Regions from separate parts of the Homo sapiens genome. Here region 2 is linked to region 1. Evidence: chromatin loops called from intact Hi-C (ENCODE). Cell type or tissue: mesothelial cell of epicardium. All regions are shown on one strand. Links, peaks and the distances in the headings refer to the core of each region. The heading gives the core; the rest is flanking DNA.

Region 1 (2,902 bases), core at 142-2,641:
CAGCTAGAGAAGAGGGAGAGCAGGTTAAAAACAATTATTCAAGGTGGAAGATGAGTCTGAGAAACAAAGAGGTAAGAGGAGAAGACTGAGGCCAGCTGCTCTCCATCCCTGAGCTCCGGCAGGAGGAAGCTCTCAAGTGAGAACAAGTTGCTGTTTGCGGAGTGGACTCCAGAGCGGGTGGACAGAGACGATAAGGAATGTCATCCCTGGGGGGCTCTGAAAACAGGATATTTTCCCATCTCAACTCTGCTTTTCACTGCATTGTGTTCCTACTGACCTACCCAAGCTACTACAAACACTCCATAAATGTCACTGGGGACTTCCTGTTCTCTTCTAAAGATGGAAACACTGAATATAAATGACCAAATTGTGCAAATGTGTGTGGGTGGGGGATCAAGGACTGAATTTTTAAAATGCACACAGCTCATCTAATTTGTTAACTAACTCCAAATCAAATTACACTTCACACTTTGTATGGGACAGGAAGCGTCTCCTCAAAGCCTGGTTAGGACCTGGGATGCCGGAAATCTGAGACTCTGCCTTCCCCTCCTGAGACACTCTGAAACCCTGCTTAGAAATCGAGCACAATGGCTCTGGCCTCCCAGAGAAAGACACGGATTTGCAAAGGCAAAGAGCTGCATTTTTCTCCGAGCTGGAGCTCTTTCCGGTTTCCACTATGGGGCTTAAACAAAACTGCAGCTTTACAGTTCCCCTGTTGGTGTTTTCTCCTTCTTGGTGACTAACAAGGTGGAAGAGCCAACAAGAACCCTGTGTGCTCCTTTGCAGGACCTGGAAGGGACAGGTGGTGTGAGTCTGTCTCCATCCAGCCTCCTCTTTCATTCATTCAGGGGCCGAGGCGCCCCCGAGGCAGGGGGCGGGGGTCCCCACTTTTACTGCCGGCCAAGGTTCCTCCAGCTTTTCCCTCGCCAAACCCTTTCAAGCAAACCTCTCCTCTATTGTGGAGGAAGGAATCTCAAGCAGTTTTGCCTTTCTGCCAGCACGGTTTCAATTGGCCCCAGTCGGTAAAGTCAAATTTGGACAAGGTCCAAGGGCTCCTCACACCACCCGCCGCTTTCTGGAAGAGGCCCTCCTCTGTTCTTTCATTTGCAACCCACCACCTCCCTAGCCTGAGTTTTTTCACCCAGGCTCCGCGGCCTATTGAGACATCAATCTTGGGCCAGAGCAAGCTCTGACCTGCAAACCATCACCATTCACTTCCTAAAGAGCCACTCTCAGAACTTAGGCTGCAGGGAGGGCAGGCCAAGGATGAATCCTCTGACTTCTGGTGCGGTGTGTGGTGGGGGGGGCTATTTTATATTCTGTTTTCTGCTGCCCCCTTGCCTTGTCTCAGGCTCTGAAGTGGATCCACTGCAGAGGGAGGGTCAGGGAATGGCCCTGATGCCTTCCCCACCCCAAGGAACCTTCCAGCAGGAGCGGCCCCTACCTCAAAGCAACCCCAAGATCCAGCCCGTGCCAGCCCTCCAGCCATGTCCACAGTGGCCTGTCAACCAGAGATTCCTTTAGTTCCTGGCAAATCTGCAAACTTACAAAGAGAAAGAAAAGTTCCCCCGTGGGTGGGTGGACACTGGCCATCTGTCACAGGCTGGAATTTCCTCTTATCAGGGATGTCCCCTAAGCAGGGGTTGGGGAGGGCAGGGCCCAGAGCTTCCCTCTCTCCAGCCCCTTCTGCTATCAGCAGACCTGTCAGCAGATACACAGCAGAGCTCAGCAGTGAGGCAACAACAGGGGCTGTGGGGGCTGGGGCTCCGCCTCCCCCAACTTATGAAATCATCTGAAATAACAAAACTTAGACAAGGGTCTCTGGGGTGCAACAGGGTGGCCCCCTGCCAGGTGCTGGGTAGAAAAAAAGCTTTCCCCCAATTCCCTTCTGCTGTGCAGATCAGCTCGGGCCCTGGGGATGCTGCAGAGGCTGCCCCATGCCCAGGCCCTTCAGAGACAGCAGGGGGCTGGAGGCACGGCCTGCTTGGGGGTAGGGGACAGGCAGGGAGGGGCACATTCCTGGGCCATGAGTAGGAGCCTGACTAAATGACCCCTTCAGGAGGGAGAAAGACATCGCACACAACTGTCTGATTATAGCCAGAGGGGCTGGAAAGGTGGGGGAAAGGGGTGAAGGGGCCAACTGTTCCAGGTGCCCCCAATCCATGCAGCACCCACCTGGACTGACAAGAGTTGAGAGACTGGAATTGTTTTCTCTTCCCGTCTCCAGGCCCTGCCCCAGGAGTCCTCCTGCTCAGGAGCCTGGGAGTTGAGGAGGTCTGGAAGCAGTGGGCCCACAGTGCCATCGCCTTGGGAACCCACAGTGCCTTGGATGTGGCTCCCTCGGTCCTAGCTTTGCAGGCAGCCTACCTGGACTGCACCCACCTCCCAGAAGAGCTGCTCAGAATCCTGCATGTCCGAAAGAAAGACCAATCAAAGAAGTGAGGAAGCCAAAGAGAGGCCTATGAAAGCTTATGACGCATTTTCCAAGTGCACACCCCAGCAACTTCAAATGCTTTCTGAAGTAAGGATGGGGATGGATGGTTGGATAAATGGATGGGTGTATGGGTGTGTGAATGGGTGAGTGGGTGGGTGGATGGATGGACAGATGGATGAATGGATGGGTAGGTGGATGAACAGGCAGGTGAATGGATGGGTTGGCGGATGAATGAGCAAATGGATGAATGACTGGATGGATGGGTGGATGAGTAGATAGGTGGATGAGTGAATTGGTGGATGAGTGGATAGATGGATGAGTGGATGAGTAGATGAGTGAATGGGTGGATGAGTGGATGGGTGGGTGAGTGGATGAGTAGACAAGTGGATGGGTGGATGAGTGGATGGGTAGATGGATGGGTGAGTGGATGCGTGGATGAGTGGATGGACGGATGAGTGGATGGATGGA
Region 2 (2,902 bases), core at 205-2,704, 77 kb after region 1:
CTGCCCAGGGGTAGCAGGTCCTTGTCACTTTACACGTCTCCATCTTCCCTGTGGAGGGAGACGCAGCCAAGGGGTATCCACATTCACCCACAGAAGCGAGAGTGTTCGTGAGCTTGTCATTTTGCAGATTTTAGAACCCCGTACGTGACTGCACAGATCCACAGGCCCAACTGGGCAGATTCAAAGGACCCACGCAGCAGGGAGGAGCACCGGACAGCTTCCTCCTCTGTCTGCAAGGAGTTAATGCAACTGAAGGACACAGAAGAGGCTCCCAGCTGAGCATCACAACTGTGGACCGTGCACAGTGTCAGAAAGATGCGGAGCCAGGTCATGTTGGGAGGATCCCCATGCTGTCACTGGAAGGTAAAGCAGTGTCACCCCCCCACCCATAGAGCAGGAGGTTCCCACCTTTGCCAGCCATCTCCTTCATCTGTGAATTCAAGTCCCCTAAAGCCAGACTCCAATCTCGCAAGCTCCCAAAAGCCTCCCTGGGTCCCTTCTCCAATCCCCACCGATCTCAACTTGCTCCAAAAGCCTGAAGACCGTTCATGTGCTTTGGCCCACTTCTGGGAATTTATCCCAAGGAAATAATCAGAAGTACAGAAAGATTTACGTACGAGGACATTTGCATCAGCATTAAACTGACAAAACCTGGAAACAGTCCGGGTTTCCGCAGATTTTCTAAACCCATATGTCAAAGGCCTGCACCATCATTAAAATCACATTTTTGAAGATGAGAAATGCCGAGAATATTAAGTAAAAATAGCAGGACACAAGATGTATACAAAGATCCTAATTCCATTTCATACACACATGTGCAGTTTGCACGCACACACACACTCACACCCGGGCAGAAAATAACGATCTCTGGATGGAATGAATGGCGGTGGGTGTTGTTCATTACATTTTCCTGCCTTCTGAGATGCTTATACTACATGGGGATCACTTAGCATGTTCAGGGAATAAAACCATCGATATTGTTCTTTTTTTTTTTTTTTTTTGAGACAGTCTCGCTCTGTCGCCCAGACTGGAGTGCAGTGGCGCAATCTCGGCTCACCGCAAGCTCCACCTCCCAGGTTCACGCCATTCTCCTGCCTCAGCCTCCCGAGTAGCTGGGACTACAGGTGCCCGGCCACCACGTCTGGCTAATTTTTTTGTATTTTTAGTAGAGACACGATTTCACCGTGTTAGCCAGGATGGTCTCAATCTGCTGACCTCATGATCCGCCTGCCTCGGCCTCCCAAAGTGCTGCGATTACAGGCGTGAGCCACTGCACCCGGCCAATATTGCTCTTAAAAAACACACCTTGGTACTGGCTGGGCATGGTGGCTCACACCTATAATCCCAGCACTTTGGGAACCTGAGGCTAGAGGATCGCTTGAGCCAGGAGTCCGAGACCAGCCTGGGCAAATGGCAAGACTCCATGTTGGAAAAACAAAATTAAAAAAAAAAAAACACACACATACACAGACCTTGATGCCAACAAGCTGGAGGGTGTGGGTAACTGCATGCTGGCCCATCCCCATCCCCACCTCTGGAAAAACATCTCACAGCCCAGGATGGGCACAGGGCTTCTCCTATTCTCAAGCACCTACGGTCTCAGCTGCTACACAAAAAGAGGCCACAGTGGGCCACCCTCCAGATGCAAACTTTCCCCTCCAGGCCCATGGCGGGGTCGAAACAGGAGCAGCCTGGACCTGGGCCTATTTAGAGAGGAATGTGCCGCACAAGGGACCATTGTTAAGGCCCCTGCTCTGACCACAGGCTGCCTGGCAAACCGCTCCCAGCTCCTGAAACCAGATCAAGCACTTCCTGGTGTACATATCAGGCCTCAGTCTGGGGAGGGAACACCAAGCGAGCCACAGAGCCCTGCTCCAGCCTGGGACAAATGTCATGCAAAGAAATGGTAGAGCCCAAGGTCAGAATAATCTCATGCGCAGCTCAGCTCTCGTAGGAGGGAGCAACGTGGCCTCTGCCCAGGGCAGGGTGGAATTCCAGGCTCAGGTTCCAGGAACGCTAGCCCTGGTCAAACTGGGTCTCCTCTGAGCAGCAGCAAAGCAGGTTCTGTCCCTGAAGAAACACTGGCTATCTAGGAGCCAGGGTCAGGGCTCAGGGAAGCCGGACAGATGGTGCCAAGGAGTAGGGAAGCACCTCCCTGTATGCTACCCTGAGCCTGCAGGAAAAAGCCACGGGAAAACCTCACCTGGCAGATAACTCCCCATAACCCTTAGGATCTACAGAGTGAGTCCAGCAGCATGTACGCCATGGGCACCTCCTTGTCTTCACTCTCCTGTGACACTGGACCTTGGCACAGGTCCCTGATCTGTGTAGGGTGGGGTGGGTAGTCAGGCAGGGCCTTGGCGCTGGCAGAGTGGGGTCCAGTTGCAAAGGCTCCTTCACCTCCTATTTATCCAGGACTTGGGGGACGAGGCCCAAAGGCCTGGTGTGCCTTCAAGGAGCTTAAGGACTGCTCCAGGGCTGGAGACAGGACGTATGGGCCTGCACAGGGACCGTGCTCTTTATTTCAGGGCTGAGAGCAGGAGAACCAAACAGGAGAGTGACATAACCACAGTCTACTCTGAGCCTCAGTGTCCTCAGTGTCACCTGCTGTAGGAGGTGATGGGGTAATAAGGTGCCCCTGAGGCCAGGCGCGGTGGCTCATGCCTGTAATCCTAACACTTTGGGAGGCTGAGGTGGGTGGATCACCTGAGGTCAGGAGTTCGAGACCAGCCTGACCAAAATGGAGAAACCCCATCTCTACTAAAAATACAAAAATAGTCAGGCGTGGTGGTGCATGCCTGTAATCCCAGCTACTCGGGAGGCTGAGGCAGAATAGCTTGAACCCAGGAGGCGGAGGTTGTGGTGAGCCGAGATTGTGCCATTGCACTCTATCCTGGGCAAC

The links. Hi-C counts contacts between places; a loop is a spot of excess contacts. Peaks named below come from ENCODE experiments on the same cell type or tissue, not always from the same donor. Only the 100,000 strongest peaks of a DNase experiment are listed, where the experiment ranks them.
Region 2: it touches region 1 in a loop (23-fold over the local background); 6 of 110 quality-filtered maps call a loop at or near these places.

The regions. Positions count from the first base shown.
Region 1 is chr17:77,470,369-77,473,270 of GRCh38, reverse strand. All of the region lies in intron 3 of SEPTIN9 (septin 9), which reads right to left. Among named protein-coding and RNA genes, the nearest start is that of MIR4316, 75 kb to the right of the region's middle. RefSeq lists enhancers at 15-720, 715-844, 1,205-1,344, 721-1,428, 1,308-2,507. In mesothelial cell of epicardium, for the core only: no CTCF peak of the experiment used is centred there; DNase peaks (open chromatin) are centred at 1,108 and 1,850.
Region 2 is chr17:77,393,626-77,396,527 of GRCh38, reverse strand. All of the region lies in intron 2 of SEPTIN9 (septin 9), which reads right to left. Among named protein-coding and RNA genes, the nearest start is that of MIR4316, 2.0 kb to the left of the region's middle. RefSeq lists an enhancer at 2,731-2,902. In mesothelial cell of epicardium, for the core only: no CTCF peak of the experiment used is centred there; no DNase peak of the experiment used is centred there.